Regions from separate parts of the Homo sapiens genome. Here all the other regions are linked to region 2. The links are chromatin loops, found by intact Hi-C in ENCODE. Cell type or tissue: PC-3. All regions are shown on one strand.

Region 1 (8,000 bases), 550 kb before region 2:
TTATTTTAGAACATCTTTAGGTTTTTTACCAAAAAAATTTCAAAGATAGTAAAGAGAGTTACCATATACCTCATATCCAGTTTCCTCTATTATTAACTTCTTACATTAGTATGGTACATTTGTCACAACCAATATTGATACATTATTATATATTAACTAAAGTGCATTACATTATTTAGGCTTTCTTACTTTTTATCTGCTGTCCTTTTTTTGTCCCAGCATCCCCTCCAGGATAACATTATGTTTCGTGATCATGTCTCCTGAGGTTCCTCCTAGCTATGACAGTTTTTCAGACTTTCCTTGCTTTTGATGACCTTGAGACTTTTGAGGAATACTAGTCAGGTATTTTGTATTAATATTAAGTCCCTCAGTTGGGATTTTTCAGAGGTTTTTCTCATGATTAGACTAGGGCGATGTGTTTTGCAGAGGAAGACTGCACAAGTAAAGTACCATTTTCATCACAACATCTCAAGGGCAAATACTGTCAAGATGACTTGTCACTGTTGATGTTAACCTTGATCACCTGGCTGAGGTGTCGGGTTTATGCACTATGAAGTTACTATTTTCCCCTCTTTCCATACTGCAGTCTTTGGAAGAAATGCACTATGCACAGCCCAGATTAAGGAGTCAGGAGTTATGCTCCACCTCTGTGAGTTGCCCTAAGAGGTGGGCATCCTGAGTTTATTATGGTTATGATGAGGTTTTTATAATGATTATAATCACTAAAGTTCCGGATCTTTTTCACCAAGACTGGGGGAAAAACGTAGACTCAAGAAAGGAAAAAGTGGATATTTAACAAGTATTGCTGACTGAATGAATGAATGAATCCATAATACAGCAACTGGAAGTTATTGGTTTGTTCAGTAAAGAATTTCAGAACAAATAATGATCTGAGATGTTTTCTTTTTAGTGCTCCCAAAGGTGACCTTATAAGAGTTAGAAATAGCCACTGTATTTGAGTCATATGCATCCTATTACCAAATGATTTCTAGGGCAGCAAAGCCTACGAGTTAGACCATTGCGTTCTGCCACTAGACACACATGTTCAAATCCAAGGTCCTCCTCTTTGCCATTCAGTGTCTCATCTCTAATACAATAGTAGTACCTACCTCCTGGGAGAGCAGTGAGTATTGAATATGTAAACATTTGGAAAGCCCTTGACATACTGTCTAGCACCCAGTAATTGCTGTGAAACATAAATTTGATCCTTTTTGCATATACTATATTTATAGGTTTTTATATTTCAAAAATTAAAATGTAAAAGGTCTAGCAAGAGGGGATGATATCTTAAGCCTACGCAGTTTTTTAGAAAAACAATTAATTAGAAATTAAAATATATTTTAAAGAATGACAAGCATCTTAAAAGCAAGTAATTTGTTTGATTTTTGTTTTGTTTTGCATTGTTTCCCCTATAGAAACAGCTTATTTTGATGCTGAGGATAAATGGCATAATTTGTGTTTGAACTGTTTCTTTCCTAATTGTTTTTCCTCTTTAGCTTTTTTATCCCTTACTTTGTGCAGAACTTTCCTATTGGGTCACTAGTGAGTAAGACCTTTGAATAGACAGCCAGTATATTCACTGGTACACTCTATTTATTTCAAAGTGTTGCTTTTCTCACTTCGCTCCTTTGCACCTAAAGTATTTTAAATTTGATTGCCGGGGAACTACCCTCAAATAGTAGATCCAGTATGGGAAACTGGACTTGTTTAACTTTTGCCATTAAGAACACTATAAAAATGGAGCAAGCAAAAGGTTTCTTTCTTCTAAAAACAGCATTCTCCTGGAGTCAGATAGGTGTTAAATATTTATCATGCTCTCTCACTTGCACTTACAATTTCAACTTCACATTGAGCTTCATCGTAAGTCATGAAAAGTCCTAACTTTCTGGGCTAAGATTCATTTATGAAGGAATCTTAAAGAATTCTACCACCAGACGCTAAAGAAAAATAGGTCATTGTTTGTGATTGAGTACTAGTTGGAAGACCCAGAGGGAAAATTTGACAGGAATTAGTGCCTTTTCCAACGTTCCCATAGCCAGCTGGAGATAGCGCTGACTCATCATTGGGATCAGAACACAAGGTTTTCAAGACCTCCTCACAAGGCCTTACTCAACAAATGCTTTTTGTGGATATAGAGTGGCCCAAAGGAGAGAATTTACTGCTTCATGTCTGAGTTATAATCAATTCAGGGATTATCAAATAAAGAGGGATACTAAAGAAAAAACGGTATCAATAGATCATCTCTTTCTATTCACAGTCTTTTCAATTTGATTCTCTACTACCTTCTAACACACACTAAGATTCATTAATATTTAATACTATGAAGGCCCCAAAAATGTGTGATAAAAAATCTTTGAAGCATGCCTAATCTCCCATGCTCTGACCTCCACACACAGCACGTGTTTTTGTGCCCAAAGAAGCATCTTATTTAAGGTGTTTTTTCTCTAATCCAAAGCTATAATGTGGAGACTCTAAACCTAACTGCATTTTAAAAGAATGTATAAATGAATCTTTTAGTTCATTTTGTACGTCAAAAGTGGTTCAATCTAATAATTATTGTCATCAACACAATTAGGGCGCACAGAAATCTGAAATTCAAGAAATTAATATTGGTACATAGAAAGCCTCAGGATTCATTATTTGTATGTAATGGGAAAGAACTATTTTAGATTATGCTTCTCCTCTCCTAACGCAAAGCCAGCAGTTGTACTGTCTCCATCATTCAAATTCAATTCCCATTCACACACAGACATACCACTTACAACACAAACACACACACACATACACACACACCTGCAACACTTAAGAGATGATTTTTCATACTCCATTTGTGCAATAAGAACTTGAGCTAGTTTTCAGAATATATTAGAAACACGTAAACCTTCTTTGAAAATATGGTTGATGAAGACTCCATGGAAAATCTGACTTTGAACAAATGCAGTGAGAAGTCCAGAGAATCTTCTGTAATATTTATTAAAAGCCTTGCCCAGGGAAACAACTACTGCATGCCAACCACGTGGGGCATAATTGATAAGGGGTGTAAGAGAAGCAGAGTAAAACATGCCAAACCGATGGTGAAAAAAGAGAGTGCAGACCAAATCAAAGATATTTTTTTCTCTGATTAGTTCTGGCTAAGGGTATCATCAATTCCTTTTTGAGAAGTTATTAGGAGTTAAGACATAATCTGTACTGTACATGTTTTATAAATTATAGCATGGTCTTATAGGGAATCAATGAAGTTTATGCAGATAGACAAATAGACATGTAAGTCTAACTAATCATTCCCATCAAGATTCTAGTGGCTGAAACACACTTGTTGCTCTTTAAATGTACATCTTAGGTTACCTACATATCACAGTAAAAAGGACATTACTAATCCACCTTCACAGCCACACAGATAATTGGGTTTTCTGGCCAATGGCAGCAATCATCAGTGTTATATTAATTTCCTATAGATTATAGGAGGCCAAATGAGGAAATGGAATAGAAGGGATAGAATTTGAATGATCACTGTCACTGCTGGTTTACAGCCCTCTCATGTGTGTAGTTGAACCATTATAAGAAAAGTATAAACATTGTTTTCACTTGCCACAATCAACTCATAAACCCAAGTGAGTTTTTCCACCCCAGGCACTGCAGACAGAAGGGGGCATTGCAGCTCTATAAAATACACTGTGGATTTTTTTATTTTTATTTTTTTAATTTAGGTGTACTGAACTACCACCAACTACAAATTTGTGAGGGTCTGTGGTTTAACTCCAATCATAATAAAAATATGGAACTCTATATTCTACAGAATGAATTGAGTGACAGCAGAGAGACACAAGAGCTATAGTTAAGACACTTTTCTAAAAAAAAGTAAGATGATAGGCAAGAGACCTTTGGCAACTTAAATTTGATTTGGTAATAGATAAACTCCACCCTTTCTATACATTTGGTACCAGTGCTATCTCCTCTTCTGAAATGTAAAGGCAACATTTCTGCCTTGGGCAATTTGAAACCATAATGAATTCATTTTATTCTTCTTGGATATTATTCATTGGGGTGAGAGTTGCAAGAGAGGAGAACAAGAGTAAAATATCCTTAGACAGGCAGTTTCAATGATGTGGTTCCAACAATGATCATGCCAGATGTCTGATGGCAAGTCCTATTATTGTGATACTTCCCGCCCAATAAGAAGTTTGGAAAGTCAATAGATGCCCTGAAACTATTGCTTCCAAAGCTCAACTTAGAGTTCCTCCATCTCTTTCTGACCCTTGGTGTAGCAGTTTAATCAGATGTATCAGAACAGACAGCTGTGGTTCCCTTTTCGTTCTGAAAATAATGAGACCAAGAGTCTGTGAGTCTCTCCAACAGACAAGACACCTCCTCCATTGACAGACGTCTCCTTCCAGCTGCTTTTAACAATTTGAAATTGATTGAATCTGCAGGCTTTGAGGGATAATAGCCCCTCTTAACATTTTGAGAGGTACACAACTTGAAATGTTTCATCGTATTTCATTTCAGTGTTTCACACCGCTCTTCATTTAACCATCCAGGAAATGTAAACAGGACACTGCTTCACACTCCTGAGAGCCTGTAACGTTAAAACTTGTTTGCATGACCCTCACTGAGTAGCCTAATTAATCATCTCTGGGTGGTAGACTACACAAAATCACATTAGTCAGTTAAGTACGCATTGCCTATATCAGCAAATACTCTGCAAATATATTTTTTGGAAGTGGTGAAGGTGGCTGTCTTGCTCTTTAATGTTTAAATGTTTAGCATTTATGTTTTATTTGACTGCTAAAATTTCAAATTTCCTATAAGCAGAAGTATACATATAACATGGTACCTGAAGCACAATTTAAATCAGAATCATGTCCTAATTGTAACAAATTTCTGAAAGGCAAATAGTATTAGCTTAGGTTTTTTTTCTAAGGCAATACTAGAATCCATGTTCATCATTCAGACGTCCATAATCATTAGCGGCTCTTACTTGGCTACCTACCAAGAAGTATTCTTTGTGCATCATAAACTCTTTAGACAAGGTTTCCTAAGGGCTGCCTATAATCCGAGAATATTTAATTTTGGGTTTCAGTTCCTGCAGTGTCATTACAATGCCCAGTCTCCTATCTCTCTTACTGCCTTGTATTTATTCCTAACTACAGCACAAAGATTAACTGGATAATTGTTTTTACATTCTCCCTGGATTCTTCAGGATTAGATTCCATAGAAAGGGAACCCATTAAACCTTTCGGGTGCAAAAGCACAAAGAAGCAAACAAATAACCATTAACCCTCCCACCACCCCCAGATCCCTGCCAGTAATTTTATAATATGTGTTCAGCATATGTACATCAGACAACAGGAGCTTCATGGAAGAAAAGTAGAATATCACTCTTATTCTGATAATTAGACAAAAGGACACAGAAAACGGCTACACTAGCATACATGACCCAGATGAGAACTATTTTAAAAACCTTTTTTTCTAAAAAAAAAAAAAAAAAGAGAGAGAGAGAAAGAAAAGCCTGCCAGTTGTACATGTATTTCTGACTTTTTAGAAAGGTTCTAGCTGTATGAGATCTGGAATCAAAACCTAATGTGACCTACATAAAAGAAACGCTCTGATTCCCTAATTAAACCAAGCTGTGGCTGCAGGCTCTGCAAATAGCTGCCAAAAAATCATCCAATCAATCTTTCGACTGTCCTCCAGGAATGTAGCAAGGAGGGTGGAGAGGCCGAAGATGGCCGCGAGGATGCGGAGGCCAGGGAATGTCCTTGTTCATATGCTTGCCCCACAGTGAGGGTCCTGCATTTCCAGCACACAACACCGAGTACAGTACACGGAGCTGAGAAGCAAGGGGACCAGCAGGGGCTGAGCAGAAAAACAGACTAAATGTTTTAACAGCTGCTCTTTTTTTCTTTACCTCTTTCGCCCAAGGATCTGATTTCCTTCTGAAGGGGTGGGCTTTCTATGGGCCACGGGCTCTGCTCAGCAGGCCTGTTTACTTTGAGAAGCAGAGTTCTCCTTTCCTCTTCGACAAGAGCTTGCTTTTGAGGAGAGAAAAAGAGTGGTTAAAAAAAGGGGGGAATTTTTTACAGAGTTCATATTAAAGCATAACCAGTCACAGAAACTGCAGTTCATCTGAATTTTAAGCAGAGACTGGTAACAAATGAAGAAAAAAAACTCACATTCTTCCTTCTGAATGTCTAACAGGAAAATTGTTCTTCAGGAAAGATGGAATGTCATTCCTATGTAACTTCCTCTTCTATTTCAGAGTTCTTCGATGATGCAGAGGGTATGTTAATTGAGAAGGATTAGAAAAATAATGCAGCTGCTAAAAATTGGAGGCAAATAACTTACAGAGAAGCAATAAAACAAATGGCAAAGGTGCTTTCTATAAGCCAAACCTCTGGGGCTGCCAATATCAGATAAAGGGCAAAAACTCTCTTTGAAAAGAGCAGTTATTTATTTTCTTTGCTGAAACTTCTTTGGTTTTGCTATAGAGTATTTCACCACACAAAACATTTCATGAGAGATGTTGTCTTTCTCTTTGGCTCACTGCATAATGGCCATTCATTTAAACATGTACTTGCACTGGTAACACATGAGGTGGTTTATTTCATGAGAAGCATATATTATCATTGTGTGAAATTTGAGTAATCAAATATAAATCATTATTGCAGCCACTACCCAATTATTCCAGCTAATGTCGGAAAGCCAGACAAAAGTTATCTCCTACTGCATCCTTGTCAGACTTTATTTCAGTTTGTATTTACTGAATCCATTTATTTCTGCAGCACCTCAGCTCACTCTCACCAGCCACAGGTCAGGCTGCTAAATTCCTCACTGTTTCATACTCATACCATGTCTCTTCTCTGTTTACGCCTCATCCCTTTCCTCTTGAGTTTCTAAGCTTCTAGCCTTCTGAGCATTACCACTCTAGGCTGATTTTTGCAAAGTAGCCTCCTCCTTGTTATCCTCCTGACACTCCCAGTTCTAAAACATTGCATCCCTATATTCTGCACCATTCCCATTTATGTTAGATTTCATTCTCTTTTGAATTGTCCTGTATTTGGCTTCATGCATCATATTCCCTCAACTACATTGCAAACACCTTGTAAAAAGAAACAATACTCAGAGTTCTTTCTGAAAAGTTGAAAAATCCTTTAGCATGGTACAGTTTTTTAGTTCCTTAGAAGTTGTGTCAGTCTTGTCACTGAAAGTCCCATGTCCCAGAAAACCCTTTCATCTCAGCTGGGCTGGTTGGTAACCCTATCCACTAAGCATAAATGAAAGATTCAGGAAAAAAAAAAAAAACCTGTGACTAACTGTGGAAACATTAAATAATTATAATGTTTTCAATATTTTTATATTTAAATGGAAAAACTAAAGGTCATCATCAAGTGAATTAAAATATGACAGAGAAACCTAATCAGTATGTACTATTTACAGAGATCTATTACACATGAAATATATAAACAAGAGGAAGACAAAGGCATGGTTAATATAAACCATCGAAGAAGATGGAGTACTGGTTTATACTAATCTCAGAATTCTGTCCTCTCCTCTATTTATTCTACTTCTCTACTAGCCAATGCGAACAGTGAGAATGAAGAGATGATTATCCTCCAGGCTCCCCTGGCCAGAATAAGAATAACTAAATTACCTATACTCTTGGGTCATGCACACATTATCCTGCATCTCAACAATTTGCCTTTTGATTTTTCTTCTACTGCCTTAATCTTAGTGTTGTATTGCTGTGAGCTTACTGGGTGTACTTTAGTCCCCATGGCCTGTTAAGGGATTTTATAACAGCTTTCAAGTCACGAGAATTTTTTTTCATAATATTACTCTAGGAAGTTACTTGAGCTCGGTGGACTTGATTAATTTTTCTAGTTATATAATTAATAATAATCATATTACCATCCTACCCATGTCAATGTTTTATCATTTCAACAGTACAATGAATTTGCTAAATAATTAATATATTCACAGAATTATTCTCGAGTGTTTCC
Region 2 (8,000 bases):
CACTGAAACCTTGGGAACACAAAAATGAGAGATCACAAGACAATAACTTTAATCCCTGTGTGTAATTATAACTCTAAATATAAATAGCATTTGTTCCATTACTGTAAGTGGAAAAACTTTTGTGGAGATCCTAAATGATGATTATCTTTTAAATGACTTTTCTTAAATGTGCGGAATAAATAGGGTGTGATGGATTGGAAAGAAATTCTTTGACTCATCTAAAAAATTCAATCTGCCCATCACTCCACCTTTTAATATTTCTCCAAGGATGTAAATTTTTCTTGAGTGCTTAGCAAAGTGCCTAACACACAGTGTGCAATTAATAAAAGTTGAATGAAAGGAAGAGAGGAAGAGGGAGAGAGAATGAGGGAGGAAAGAAGGAAAGAAGAAACTGAGGAAGAAAAGAAAGTAGTAAGGAAAGAAATTAAGAGGAATGAGGGAGAGAGAAAAGAAGAAAATTAAGAAGAAAACAGGAGAGAAAGAAAGAGAGAAGGAGGGAAGAGAGAAGAAAGGGAAGAAGGGACTTAATGAGGGAAGGAAGGAGGAAAGAATGAAAGGAGACAGAGAGGAGAAAGGAAGAAGGGAAGGAAATCATTTAAAAGGAAGTAAGAGATGGAAAAAAGGGAAGCATGAAGGAAGACAAAGGAAAGAAAGAAGAAAAGAGGGGAGGAGGAAAACGTAGAATGCTAAAAAAAAATGCAAACTTAAGTTATCCATCATGAAAGTTAGTTTAAACTCAAGCATAAAATGGCCTGGCACAACATGAATTATCCCACTGAGGTCAACCTAAAATATCCTAGAACAAAGCAGGACATTTAGACTGATCTTTTTTAGTCAGTCATTTGACATACCTGTATATGTGAATGCAACAAACACATCTCACAGTTATTCCATCCCGAGGCTCAATCTGTGGGGAAAAGAAAGAGAGATCAGACTGTTACTGTCTATGTAGAAAGAAGTAGACATAAGAGACTCCATTTTGTTCTGTACTAAGAAAAATTATTGTGCTTTGTGATGCTGCTAATCTGTAACCCTACCCCCAACCCTGTGCTCGCAGAAACATGTGCTGTGTCGACTCAAGGTTTAATGGATTTAGGGCTATGCAGGATGTGCTTTGTTAAACAAATGCTTGAAGGCAGCATGCTTGTTAAAAGTCATCACCACTCCCTAATCTCAAGTACCCAGGTACACAAAACGCAAAGCAGCAGGGACCTCTGCCTAGGAAAGCCAGGTATTGTCCAAGGTTTCTCCCCATGTGATAGTCTGAAATATGGCCTCGTGGGAAGGGAAAGACCTGACTGTCCCCCAGCCCGACACCCGTAAAGGGTCTGAGCTGAGGAGAATTAGTAAAAGAGGAAGGCCTCTTTGCAGTTGAGATAAGAGGAAGGCATCTGTCTCCTGCCTGTCCCTGAGCAATGGAATGTCTCGGTGTAAAACCCGATTGTATGTTCCATCTACTGAGATAGGAGAAAACTGCCTTAAGGCTGGAGGTGAAACATGCTGGCAGCAATACTGCTCTTTAATGCACCAGATATGTTTATGTATGTGCACATCAAAGCACAGCACATTTTCTAACCTTGTTTATGATACAGAGACATTTGTTCACATGTTTTCCTACTGACCCTCTCCCCACTATTACCCTATTGTCCTGCCACATCCCCTTCTCCGAGATGGTAGAGATAATGATCAATAAATACTGAGGGAACTCAGAGACCGGTGCTGGCCCGAGTCCTCCGTATGCTGAGCGCGGTCCCCTGGGCCCACTTTTCTTTCTCTACACTTTGTCTCTTGTGTCTCTTTCTTTTCTCAGTCTCTCATCCCACCCGATGAGAAAAGCCCACAGGTGTGGAGGGTCAGGCCACCCCTTCATCAATCAATTCTTTCTCCCACCCTACTTCTAACTCCCTCTTTGCCCTACCTCTCACTCCATAACGGGTCTACCCAATGCCTGAGGCTTACTCCATTCTGAGGCCTCATCTTGTCTTTGGGCCTTAGGTAAATATTGAGTGAGATGGTCAGTTGGGGTTAGAATGCCAAGTGACCTCAATATTTAGTAGTTTAAAATTTTTAATGTTAAGGAGTGTCTAAAAAATACTATATAAAACTGTCATGGCATCAAAAGCTGTACCCTTCAAAATGGTAGCATTAAATGGGCTATGTCCAATTGTCATGTACCTGTTACTGAGGGCTCTTGCTTTCTACTGGGTTCATGTTTTCACCATCAATGACCAATAAGGACAATGACCAACATTAGTAATGTTTTCATCATCAATGACCAACAAAATGATCAAAGAAGACAAGAAATTTAATCTTGTACCTGGTTTGGGGGAGGTCCTGGCAATTTTTAATTGGCTTCCTATTGGTCAGCAATTCTAAACTGGTACAAATTTAATCAGGCCTTTGGCTTACAGAAAGTATCATCTATTTTAGAACATCAGAGCAATTGAGGATGATTTCGTTTTGGTTTTTGTTTCTTTATCATAAAATAAAGAATGCACTATTCCCTTTTATGAGCCCTTACTCCACACAAATGCACCTTCATCTGAAGTCTTGAAAAGAAAGCATTGGCTTTACGATAGAAGACCTGCTATGATACCTAATTGATGAAGTTACACACCATTCCCCACCCTTGTATCTCTTGATCCTTCTCTCCTCTGGGCCTCATTTTTGGTTGTGTAATTGCATCCTGTCTTCCATAATTTCCAGATTCCCTTCCCTAATCTTCTTTTAACCACTCAGTGTAGCACCAGGTCATTAGCTCTTTGCTAATCTCCTCTGATGCATATTGACATGCCCTTCCCTTCATCTTTTCAAACATATCTTTTTTTTTTTTCTTTTTGTGAGAGAATCACATTCTTTGTCCAGGCTAGAGGCCAGTGTCTGGAATTACAGGAATCAGCCACACATGGCTACTTTTATTATTATTATTATTATTATTATTATTATTGTTATTATTATTATTATTATTTTAGAGGTGGGGTCTCACTATGCTGTCCAGGGTGGTCTCAAACTCCTGGTCTCAAGTGATCCTCCAGCCTCAGTCTCCTGAGTCACTAGGATTACAGGCATGAGCCATAGCACTTGCCAATATCTTCTCATGTTCTTTGCTCACCTCTTTAGCCCTCTTCCTATACCTAAGAGCATAAGCCCAGGACCTTTTTGGCCTCCTAAGGTTTAAATTTCCATTTTTTTTCAAATATTTTTGATATTTTCCTGAGCTTTCAGAAAACTAGTCACTGTTTCTTCTGCCCTGGGTTTATTCTAATTTTTACTTCCATTTTAGCTTTCATTTATTCAACAAAATGATTCCTACTGTGTGCAGAATTCTGCCTATACAATTTCCATACCAACTATATCAACAACAGATTCCTATGCATCATCCATATCTAAACTTGCCATTTCTTGATTCTTGACATACATTTTCTGGGTACAAGGTAAAAGTTATGGGAAGAAAGCCCTTCCTACAGTTACAATAGATATTTCAATTCCCTGGAACATAGCTCTGTTAATGTAGCAAGTATGTCAGGAATGTGTGAAGTTAACACTGTGCATGCAGTGTTCCCTCTTGCTGCTGAAAGAATGGGAAATTTGGGGGAGCTGAGCGAGGAAATTCATCCTGAAATGACAGGCACAACTCCACAAATTCTTTCAGAACAACCATTCCTCTATAATAGAATATAACGCTGATTGAGCTTCAAAGGCCAAAACAATGACAAAAATAATCGATATAATATCTTAATTTCATTAAAAATTACCTAAATCTGTGATTGCTAGATTGCTTTTCCAATTTCAGTCATGTAGCTCCTGTGAGCATAGCGGAGGACAGTTTTTAATAAAAGGCTTAAGAGAAAAGGAAAGAAGGAAAACAATCCAAGCAAGAGAAAAAGTTAAGGACTATGAAATCTGGTTATAGTTTATGCTGACAGATCTTTATTTTGGATTGTGCTGCATTGACTTGTATGACAGATGTAGTTTACGATTGTCTCCATTTAGGAGATTTTTATTCTCTCTTTAAGAGTGTGAGCAGCTAAGCTAATTGCTTTTGCAATTCAAGAAGAGGAATGTTTAGGTCAGATCTCCAAAATAACTCTGAAATTCAAAAAATAGAAAGCATAAAACATAAAAACCTACCTCACTAAAAGGACAATTTGGGGTGCAGGCAGGAACACTTTGTACTTTTGCTGAGTTCAGAAAAAAATCATTTAGAGGGCAACTATGAAGTGCAGTAGTGAACCAGCAGCTTAGTTAACTTGCTGGCTGGAGGGCACGCCTGCTCTTGCTGCAGCTTTTATCCTTTGCATCCCTCAACCCCAGGCCCAGAACGCCAGGCCAAAGCATTTGCGGAAGTGCTCCACTGCCATCTACAGGAGCTGTCGCACTTACACGCGATATCCTAGGTCAGGTCACACCACTCTGTACAACTTGTTTTGTGTGCTATCTTTATTAGGAGACCATAGTTAATTTTTCATTAAGAGTAATCACTCTGTGAAAAGCCTAGGTCATTGTTTAATTAGTATCAGCAATAAATGGACTAAATAACCTTAAGGGGCATATTTCTTTGTTGTAGGCAAGCTGTTTTTAAATCCAGTGCATTCGCTTTTAAATAAATAAATCAGTAATTCATCTACTGTATTGTTCACTGTCAGTGCAGGATCATACAAGCAAAAGCACTCATCTAGGAGCAGAATATTTTCCTTGCCCTAAATTTCTAAAATATTCTCCAAATAAAGGGTTCATTTTTTTTTTCAAAAACAAATAAAGTCAAGTGAATAGGATTCCTCTTTTTAAAAGAAAAGCACACTGGTATGTTTAGTATTTGAAACATGATTAGAGGTTCCTATCTCTACAGCACAGCTTACCTCAAGGAAGTTTACCTAGAGCGACTCCCCAGATGATGGTTTTGGGTTTATTCAGCAGGTGATGCCCCATGCAGAGAGCAATACTGAGTTATTCTAGAGAACAGCCTCCTACAAATGTATTTCTAGTGTTTATTTATATTGGAGCTCCCTTAGACATAGAATAAATTTTTCATGAGACCAAAGATGACCAATAAACACAGAAAAGCTCAGTATCAAATCAAACAATAACTCCCATGCTGGTTTAGATGGTATTGTCTCTCCTTCAATAGTAAGTCTGCGTGTGTGGTTTGATAAATCACAGACAACAGTATGCTTAACCATTCCAGATCCTCTCCTTTTTTCTCTGCACTAACAAACACTCTGAAGACAATGATTTTAAAGCATTTCAGAAGCACGCTTAAAACAATAAGGAAGGCACAGAAAATGTGAGATTTCTTTCCCTGATTTCCGGTTGATTGACCGCAATAGCACTGCTGACTTATTGAAAATGATATGAAAATCAAAAGGATAATTAGAGCTTATTTCTACTCGAAGCAGCAGCCTGAAATTTCCGTTGAATTTACACAAATTGGAGAAAAATCAGACTTGGCATTATCTCATCCTGAAATTTCTTGCCCATACCATGAGGGTCCATCTTCTTAGCTGGGGCTGGGGAGGTGAAGGAAGGGCTGTGACGTCATGTAGGTTTATTACTGCTGCATTCCACCATTGTTTTTCTTCCCTTTGTTTCATCTTTCTTATGTTTAAATTTATTTTATTTTGTCCTATTATTTTCATCTATGAAAGGAACTTTAAATCCTTTTTAGGATGAAGTGAGAATAAAAATAAATAGGTATATACATTTTGTTCCTGCGGTTTATGATCACCATTACACTTTCATTCTTAACCTCTCTCTAGAATCCTGTGGATCTGTCCAAATGGACAAGACCAATGTCGTCGATTATGAGCCCAGGAACTGGCTGTGACTGCCCCTGTGCTCCTCACTGTGCAGTTTCCCTGCCGAGGTGGAAGGCTGTGTGTGTAGCCAGCTCACCACGTCCCCTGCACAAGGAGCTTCAGCAAGACCATCAGAAGCACAGATTCTTCATCTGTATGTTACTTCTTCGGGGCTACCATAACCAATTACCACATACCCAGTGACTTATAACAATAGAAATTTATTCTGTCACAGTTCCGGAAGCCAGAAGTCTAAAACGAAGGTGTTCTCAGGGTCATGCTCTCTCTAAAGCCTCTGGGAGAGGATCCTTCCTGGCCTCCTCTAGCTTCTGGAAATGCCAGCAATTCTTGGCCTTCCTTAACCTGCAGATGCATCACTCCCATCTCCGCCTTCACCATCACATGGCCTTCTCTTCTATGTCTCTGTCTTCACGTGATGTTTTCTCTCTGTGTCTGTATCCCACTACCTTCTTCTTAGAAGGACATTTATCCTTGGATTAGGGTCCACCCTAATCCAGTATGACCTCATCTTAACTGGATTACACCTGCAAAGACCCTACTTCCAAATAAGGTCACATTCTGAGGTACCAGGTAGGCATGAATTTTGGGGGAACTCTACTTACCTGGAGTAACAGTACCTATCTTAGCTGTGGTGACACATACGTAGTACTCTGAGTGCCACATCCTGAGCATGAATGTAATGATAGCTCTTATTAAAAACAAACTATACTTTGACTTCTCATAACTTTGTCCACAGTAATGATTTTTCCATCAGGAGTACAAACTCAAAGTGTCTTTTGTTGTTGTTTTTATTTGCGTGCGTTTCTTTTTAAAGAAATCTCTGGTTTATTTTGGATATTTTGTTTTGTTTTTATTTTCCAAAACAAAAAAGATCAAGGTGTTGTGTTTACATATACTAAGCAGGATACTTCTTTACGGAAGACAGGGAGCTTCATTACATACTTTGACACTCCCAGTGGAAAGGTGGGTTGGGTGGATGTGCGATACAGAGAGGTTAGGTTACCAGATGCCTGCTAGATGCTAGAAGTATCTCCTTTGGGACTTAGCAGTTCTTAAGTCTGAATGGCGTGGGCCCTTCTCGGAATTCCATCCACATGCACCTTCTTCTCACTTGCTTTCCTTTTGCTTCTGGGCACCATGGGTAGTACCCTTTTATTCTCCCTCCCCATCCGTTAATCCAGAGAAGCTTGCAAAAGCCTAAAGCATAAGATGCAGCAAAGCTAACATGAAGAGACATGTCAGATACAATTCAGAGCAACACCAACTAATTATTAGACTCCAGCAGATTCAAAACAGAACCTCCACTGAGAGAGAGAAATAAGATTATTCTATCCATTTGATGTTCTTGTTAACCTAATAGCCTTTCTTACCATCACTCATGCTCCAGAGAATTTTGGCGTGGAATGAATCTTGGATGTTACACTCTTGCCTCATTTAAAGAGAACCAGCTCTAGCTTTACCAGGGTTTACAAACAATTATAGTTTTAAACTATTTTAAAGTCGGTGTTTTCCACCATTAGGTGTTTACAGAATTTCCTCGGCCAGGATAAAGTCCCACTGCATTCAATACACACCAATGTGTGTCCATTCTCACACCCTGGAAGTCATTTCAGAGCACGTAGACGGCATGTGTGTGCTGGTATGTGTTGCCAGTGTGTCTATGAGATGCACAGGCCATGCAGAAGACATCTGTAAACACAGTCTGTTTTCCCACCACATTCTTGCTCTCTGAGTCAGCGGCACACATATGGCAGGAAGAACTGGAACATTCTTCTTTTAAGGGGTAAATTTGGAACCAAGAGTTGATGTTTCTCCATCTGTGTGGCAGTGGAAGACATTTAAAATAAATACAAGCTCTTGTAATCTAAGCCAGAACCAGGGAGGAACAGGATAATGCGGAGACTTATAACTAAGAAGTGGTAAAAATCAGAGTTCTGTTAAGAACAGAAATAGTCTTTCTTCATATGAGAGAAGGCCATGTATCTCTAACAGAAAGAAGTCCTCACTTCAGCTAGAGGTACCACCTTGTAAATAAACCAGCATGAATCAGCCTCTTGCCCCTGGCTGATGAGAACAGGAAACAATTGGAATATTTCACCCTAAAGTTAAGGAAGCTTCTGCCTCAGGTCCCTGCACCTGCTCAGAGTCTCATGAGGGCTGTGAGGTGCTAGGAAGTGTGAAGCA
Region 3 (8,000 bases), 200 kb before region 2:
GCAGTCATTAAATTTTAAAGTTCCAAAATTATCTCCTTTGACTCTGTGTCTCATATGCAGGGCACACTGATGCAAGAGGCAGGCTCCCCTGGCCTTGGGCAGCTCTGTCCCTGTGGCTTGCAGGGTACAGCCCTGCTCCTGGCTTCTTTCACAGGCTAGTGTTGAATGTCAGCAACTTTTCCAGGCACATGGTGCAAGCTGTCAGTGGATCTACCTTTCTGGGGTCTGGAGGACAGTGGCCCTCTTCTCACAGCTCTACTAGGCAGTCCCCCAGTGGGGTCTTTGTGTGGGGGCTCTGACCCCACATTTCCCTTCCATGCTACCCTAGAAGAGGTTCTCCATCAGGACTCTGCCCCCTGCAGCAACTTCTGCCCGGATGTCCAGGCATTTCCATACATCCTCTGAAATCTAGGGAGAGGTTCCCAAACCTCAGTTCTTGACTTCTGTGCACCTACAAGCTCAACACCACATGTAAGCCACCAAGGCTTGTGGCTTGCACCCTCTGAAGCAACAGGCTGAGCTGTACATTGACCCCTTTTAGCCACAGCAGGGACACAGGGCACCATGTCCCAAGGCTGCACAGAGCAGGGAGACCTGAGCCCAGCCCATGAAACCATTTTTCTCTCCTAGGCCTCCGGGTCTGTGATGGGAGGGGCTGCCATGAAGGTCTCTGACATACCCTGGGAACATTTTTCCCATTGTCTTAATGATTAGCATTTGGCTCCTTGTTACTTATGCAAATTTTTGTAGCCGGCTTGAATTTCTTCCCAGAAAACCAGGTTTTCTTTATCACATCATCAGTCTGCAAATTTTCCAAACTTTCATGTTTTCTCCCTCTTGAATGCTTTGCCACTTAGAAATTTCTTCCACCAGATATGCTAAATCATCTCTCTCAAGTTCAAAGTTCCACAGATCTCTAGGGCAGGGACAAAATGCTGCCCCTCTTTGCTAAAACATAGCAAGAATCACCTTTATTCCAGTTTCCAACAAGTTCCTCATCTCCATCTGATATCACCTCAGCCTAGACTTTATTGTCCATATCACTATCAGCATTTTGGCCAAAGCAATTCAACAGGTATCTAGGATGTTCCAAACTTTCCCACATTTTCCTGTATTCTTCTGAGCTCTCCAAACTGTTCCAGCCTCTGCCTGTTACCCAGTTCCAAAGTCCCTTCCATATTTTTGGGTAGCTTTATGGCAGTGCCCCACTCTCTGTGGTAGCAATTCACTGTATTAGTCTGTTCTCATGCTGCTGTGAAGAAATACCCAAGACTGCATAATTTATAAAGGAAAGATGTTTAATTGACTCACAGTTCTGCAGGGCTGGAAGGCCTCAGCAAACTTAAAATCATAGCAGAAGGGGATGCAAATATGTCCTTATTCACATGGTGGCAGCAAAGAGAAGTGCAGAAGAAGCGGGGGGAATGTCCCTTATAAAACCATCAGATCTCATGATAACTCACTCACTATCATGAGAACAGCATAAGGGTAACTGCACCCATGATTAAGTTACCTCCCACCAGGTCTCTCCCGTGATATATGGGGATTATGGGAACAATTCAAGATGAGATTTGGGTTGGGACACAACCAAACCGTATCACATACTGTTTTGATTAGTCTAGCTTTGTAACGTATTTTTATATAAGCAAACATACTGTCTCCAGATTTTTTTTCTTTTAGAAACAGAGTCCTGCTCTGTCACCCAGGCTGGAGTAGAGTGGCATGATCTTAGCTCACTGCAGCCTCCACCAGTGAGCTCAAGTGATCCTCCCACCTCAGCTGGGACTATAGGTGTGTACCACCACACCCAGCACATTTTTTATGTTTTATTTTTGTAGAGACAGGACCTCATTATTTTGCCCAGGCTGGTTGTGAACTCCTGGACTCAAGCAATTATACCATCTCAGCCTCAAAAATTGCTGGGATTATAGGCCTGAGACATGGAGCCTGGCCTCCAGATTTCTTCTTGCTCAAAATTGCTTTGGTGATTCAGGGTCTTTTGTGGTTCCACATAAATTTTAGATTCCCATATAATAAATGGTGCTGGGAGAACTGGCTAGCCATATGCAGAAAATTGAAACTGGACCCCTTCCTTACACCTTGTACAAAAATTAACTCAAGACAGATTAAAGATTTAAAGGTAAAACTCAAAGCTATAAAAACCCTGGAAGAAAATCTAGGTGATACCATTCACGACACAGGCACAGACAAAGATTTCATGATGAAATTGCCAAAAGCAATTGCAACAAAAATAAAAATTGACAAATGGTATCTAATTAAACTGAGGAGCTTCTGCGCAGCAAAAGAAACTATCATCAGAATGAACAGGCAACCTACAGAACAGAAGAAAATTTTTGCAATCTACCTATCTGACAAAGGTGTAATATCCAGAATCTACAAGGAACTTAAACAAATTTACAAGATAAAAACATGCAACCTCATTAAAAAGTGGGCAAAAGATAAGAACAGACACTTCTCAAAAGATGTTCATGTGGCCAACAAACATGAAAAGAAGCTCAACATCACTGAACATTAGAGAAATGCAAATCAAAACCACAATGAGATACCATCTCATGTCAGTCAGAATGGCGATTATTAAAAAGTCAAGAAACAGCAGATGCTGGTGAGGTTGAGTAGAAATAGGAACGCTTTTACACTGTTGGTGGGTGGGAATGTAAATTAGTTCAACCATTGTGGAAGACAGTGTGGCAATTCCTCAAAGATCTAGAACCAGAAGTACCATTTGACCCAGCAATCTCATTATTATATACCTTAGGGTATATACCTCATCATTATATACCTTAGAGTATATACCCTAAGGAATATAAATAATTCTACTACAAAGATTCATGCACACATCTGTTCATTGCAGCACACTATTCACAATAGCAAAGAAATGGAATCAACCCAAATGCTCATCAATGGTAGACTGAAAAAAGAAAATGTACATATACACCATGGAATACTATGCAGCCATAAAAAGGAGATCATGTCCTTTGCAGGCACATGGATAGAGCTGGAAGCAATTATCCTCAGCAAGCTAATGCAGGAACAGAAAACCAAACACCACGTGTTCTCACTTACAAGTGGGAGCTGAACAATGAGAACACGTAGACGGCACAGGGAGGGGAACAACATACACTGGGACCTCTTGGAGAGTGGGGTCGGGGGAGGGAGAGCATTGGGAAAAATAGCTAATGCATGCTGGGCTCAATACCTAGGTGATAGGTTGATAGGTGGAGCAAACCACCACGGCACATGTTTACCTATGTAACAAACCTGCACATCCTGCACATATACTCTGGAACTTCAAATTAAAATTAATAAAAAATATAAATTTTTAAAAATGCCATTCAACTTTTAATAGGGATTGCACTGAATCTGCAAATCACGTTGGGTAATATAAACATTTTAACAACATTAATTCTTCTAATCTATGAACATTGATTTATTTCCATTTATTTGTATCTGCTTTAATTTCTTTCATCAGTACTGTATAGCTTTCAATGTACAAGTTTTCAGTGCACCTCACTGAGTAAGCTTATTCCTAAGATTTTTATGATTTTTGATGCTATTGTAAAAGGTAAAGTTTCTTAATTTCCTTTTTGGATAGTGTGCTGTGTCTAGAAATGTAACTGATTTTTGTATGTTGATTTTGTATCCTGCAACTTTACTGAATTTGTTTATTATTTCTAACCTTTTTTTGTAAAATATTTAGGGTTTTCTATATATGAGATCATGTCATCTGCAAACAGAGATAATTTTATTCTTCTGTTTTTATTTAGATGACATTTATTTATTTCTTCTTTCTTAATTGCTCTAGCTAGGACTTCCAGTACAATATTTAACAGAAGTGTCAAAAGTGAACATCCTTACCTTGTTCCAGATCTTAGAGGAAAAGATTTTAGATTTTCACTAAATTAACACAATTAACACAATTCACTTGTTAACTGTGGGCTTTTTAAATACAGCCTTTATTGTGTTGAAATAAGTTCCTTCTATATGTAACTTGTCTGTATTGAAAGGGTGTTGAGTTTTGCCAAATGCATTTTTTGCATCTTTTGAGATAATTGTTTGATTTTTATCCTTTATTCCATTAAGACATAATTGAAACTCCCATTGAACAGCTACTTCCCATTTCCCACTTGCCCTGCCCCTGGCCAACACCGTTTTACTCTCTGAGGATAAGTTTGGCTATTTTAAATATGCAGTCTGTTTTCTATGGAGGATATAGCATCAGGCCCAAATAAGCTTTAAATGTGAATTGGAGAAGGCTTTCTCAAACTTAAGAGTTTTTAAAGTTAGTATATTTTTAATATATCTATAAGAAGTAAAATAAATATAAAATCATTTTTGTAAATTTTCAAATTATACAAATCAAAATAGTAAACATAAAATCACAAAATTTTCACATAATGAAAATTTTAGTCACAATAATTAGGAACTCAGAATTACAAGATATATGATAAAATAGTTATAACTCTCACTTTCATATTCTTTCATAAAGAATAAACAAAATTCTTTATGACTGCTTCAATGTTGACTTGTGCTCTTTATGTACAGTAAAAAATATTTCATTTAAAGGTCTTCTTTCATGGCATTCTTCTTGCAAAACATACAAAGAGATTTGGGGTTCAATAATTGGCCTTCATGAAGCTCCACTAAAACCAACCAATTCTGAACTCACATGTAAAGATTTCGTTTAACCAACCAATCATTTTTCCTTGTGAAAATTTCTGAGTTTTGCTCTTGTGAGTTCTACCCTTGTCTTTGTGTTTTCTTCTGCATAAATAAACCCTCAATGTTTTAAAGTAATTTCTAAGTTTGGAGTTATTCTTTAACAGTTAATCCAAACACATCTTCCTGCAGACCTGCCCTCTCTGAGTTAAATCAGATTTTCTCTGTCCTCTTAGACAGAAACCATGGCAAAGCACTTGTTCAGTCTCCAAGTCATTATGTTTTACTGGTAGAGTTTAATCATAATTCTTAAATTAAATGTCATCAAGGATATTAAAAAGGCCACACATTTTTTATGATCATACACCTGTTTATTTAAGATGATATTGTTGTGTACAAAAAAATTATTTTAAAATTTAGTTTTAAATTGTAAATAATGGGGTTTGATGTCAAAATGTCTTCCCTTTTCTAACATTTTCTATGTTGGAGAAATTCACATAATTGTAAAAATACAAGATTTTTGGCATCAACGATATAGACTTCATAAATATTATCATGTCTATCTTTTTAATATTCTGAATTATTTTGCTGCTTTCAAGGACATTATCTGTAGAGAATTTTGATTAACACATCATTTCACTTAAAACATTGAGGCCCATTAGAACTTAGAAAATACATTTCAATAAATACAGCTTTGAAATACTTTTGGCTTGTATTCTGTAATTTTCATCTTTATTAATATCACAAACAGTTTCTATAGGAGCACACACTGCATCTAATTGAGTTTTAATGGCATAATGGCAATGACTGGACTTTCTCATTGTGTATTCTGTAATGGTTCAAATTTGCATTTAGTAAATATGTTTTCAAAACATTTCAATATTTCATTGAAGCCAATGAGTAGTAATTATATAGCATTTCAATAATTTCAGAAAAGAAAAACTGATAGTAGAAGAGATTTATGCTTCATTTTTTGGTACCAAGTTTAAAGAATATATAGAACAAGAAATTTAGAATGCCTTCAAATATTTTTCAAGAATCTTTTGTAGCAATCATTATGTTTTCCATGTTTTCAAATTCGGATACCTTGGGATTCCAGGCTTCAAAACTTTTTTTGGTATAGATTTGTTATTTATATATAGTTTTATAAACCAACCAATATATACATAATCCTTCCTCAGGATTTTGCTTTGCATTTCATTCCCTAAATAATGTGCAGTATTGCAATATTACTTATTTTCAATGTTTGTATTTTTCATACAAGTTCTGCCACAGTGCTCTCAAATTTGGCTTTGGTTTTCTTCTAAATGTCCATTATCACAGACATAAAGCTTCTTGGATGACTTTCTGGATGGTAGACTTCAACTTGCCAAAAGCTGAATCACGTATTATAAGTTCAAAAACAGTATGTCAATATTTTTATCACTATTGTATAATGTTTTAACATTTCTAATTACATCTATAAAATTTTTTAGTTTATAAACAATACTACTGTTAATGAGTATTTCACTTTGTTCTTTTTGCTAAAATGCTATAACTGCTTCCATTTGTACACTCACTTTCCATCTTCAGTTGATTTTTAATCCCTCAAGAGTTTGCAAAATAAAAAAGTACAAAAGCACTGGAGAAAATAAACTGACCAGTATATAATGGGTTTATAATTATTCATTATTTTGAATAATTTATGTTAAATAAATTTCTGAAAATTTTATATTAGTATTGTCATTTGAAAAACTAAATTTTTTTACTTATCCAGGCTATGTACTTAAATCAGCAGACAATATGCTTGATATAAGTCCTTTGTGATTTTCTTGTTTCTTTTTTTTTAATTCTATAATAGTGGTTTTCATGTAGATTTACAGTTAATTTACCCATGCTTCATCTGAACTGTAACTGTGATTACATTCTACCTGTGCTTGGATGTCCAAAGTACTTCTAATTTTTTCTAACTTTGTATCTATTTTCTCTGAAACTTTATTCAGTGATTACAAGAGCTGTATTTTCTTTTAAAATTGTTTTCTGACAGCAACCAATTGAAAAAAACCTTTTTTGATATCTTTAACTTGTTTAGTATTTTATCATTTAAAACAAATTTAAATATATTCATGTAATATATTGCTAAATTTTATTAGAAATTAACTTTTGTATTAACAATTGGCAATCTTTTTGTAACAACAAATAAACAATAGTTATTTAATTTGTGGATTATTACATGATAATCTATAATTTATATGTATGCAGTACTTTGGAGATTAGCAATGACTTATAGATATTGGTTTTTGCATAGTGATTCATATCATAATAAAATATTTGTACACTTAAATTAATAATTCAGAAATACTATTCAGTACAGTAAACAAATGGCAGATGAAATGAACTAAAATATAGAATGTCTAATTTACCCATGTACTAATATTAATATGAAATTAAAACCATAAATATTTACTAATCACTAAGTATATCAGCCATAAAAACAGCATCTTATTTGGAGGCAAAGTGTATTTTAGATATGATCAGATCAACAAGGTTTCTCAATTATCAAACTTGCTCCTCTTTCATAAGTTAATGTGGTATGGAATTTTATGCGTGTGTGTGCGCATGTGTGTATATATATGTATATATATATATAATATGTGTCTTAGATAACATACTTTACCACCATTAGTCAGAAAATTCCCATAATATGTTCATTTTTCTAGAATAAGACTCCCTCACTATCAGAAAATTGTCAACATAAATTGTAAATAGTTCACCTTTGAAGTCAACAGGTATAGTAAAAATACTGACATGTTACAGTATGAAGAAGATATCTGTGATGTGAACAGTGATCTGATGTGACTTTCTGGTGTAGTGCGCAACCTATACGATTGAACATAACGGCTCTATGAATTGGAATCTGCCCCTTAATTAAAAGTTGCAAACAACAGGGAAAAATTTTATATAATGTGTTCTTGCCCACTTGAACAAAATTGATTGGAACTCAGATGGGCAACTGACCTGAGGCAGGCTAATCACAGCCCCTCACATAGAAATGTAACGTTAGGACCAAGACAGAATTTTCTTTTGGGGTAGGTGAACCAGAAACATTAAAAACCAGATGTCAGTTACCATGTTTCACAGAATGAATAAAAAGAGGAAACAAAAAAGCCTGCACAGCAGAGTGTGGGGAAAATGTGAAGAGTCTGATGTCATCCTAGTGCCTAGTTCCAGGCCATACTGGGGGCCTGGCTGCATCTCTGACTCTGGGTCTCATAGGCCAACCTTCCATTCATTGGTAGAGGGGTACCTGGAGAAACAGATAGACATACACACACGTGCACATG

What was found. Hi-C counts contacts between places; a loop is a spot of excess contacts. Peaks named below come from ENCODE experiments on the same cell type or tissue, not always from the same donor. Only the 100,000 strongest peaks of a DNase experiment are listed, where the experiment ranks them.
Region 1: a loop joins it to region 2, with 13 times the contacts of the local background. A loop is called at or near these places in 44 of 110 quality-filtered maps.
Region 3: a loop joins it to region 2, with 9 times the contacts of the local background. A loop is called at or near these places in 2 of 110 quality-filtered maps.

The regions. Positions count from the first base shown.
Region 1 is chr12:59,082,918-59,090,917 of GRCh38, reverse strand. All of the region lies in intron 3 of LRIG3-DT (LRIG3 divergent transcript), which reads right to left. Among named protein-coding and RNA genes, the nearest start is that of LRIG3-DT, 170 kb to the right of the region's middle. In PC-3, a CTCF peak has its summit at 3,631 (motif pointing right); no DNase peak of the experiment used is centred here.
Region 2 is chr12:58,537,031-58,545,030 of GRCh38, reverse strand. No RefSeq gene overlaps it. Among named protein-coding and RNA genes, the nearest start is that of LINC02388, 240 kb to the left of the region's middle. RefSeq lists enhancers at 4,292-4,461, 4,191-4,485. In PC-3, a CTCF peak has its summit at 4,376 (motif pointing left); DNase peaks (open chromatin) are centred at 4,340 and 7,540; H3K27ac peaks cover 1,335 bases.
Region 3 is chr12:58,734,806-58,742,805 of GRCh38, reverse strand. All of the region lies in intron 1 of LINC02388 (long intergenic non-protein coding RNA 2388), which reads left to right. The region is part of intron 1 of LOC100506869 (a long non-coding RNA gene); the gene reads right to left. Among named protein-coding and RNA genes, the nearest start is that of LINC02388, 43 kb to the left of the region's middle. RefSeq lists an enhancer at 1,340-1,509. In PC-3, no CTCF peak of the experiment used is centred here; no DNase peak of the experiment used is centred here.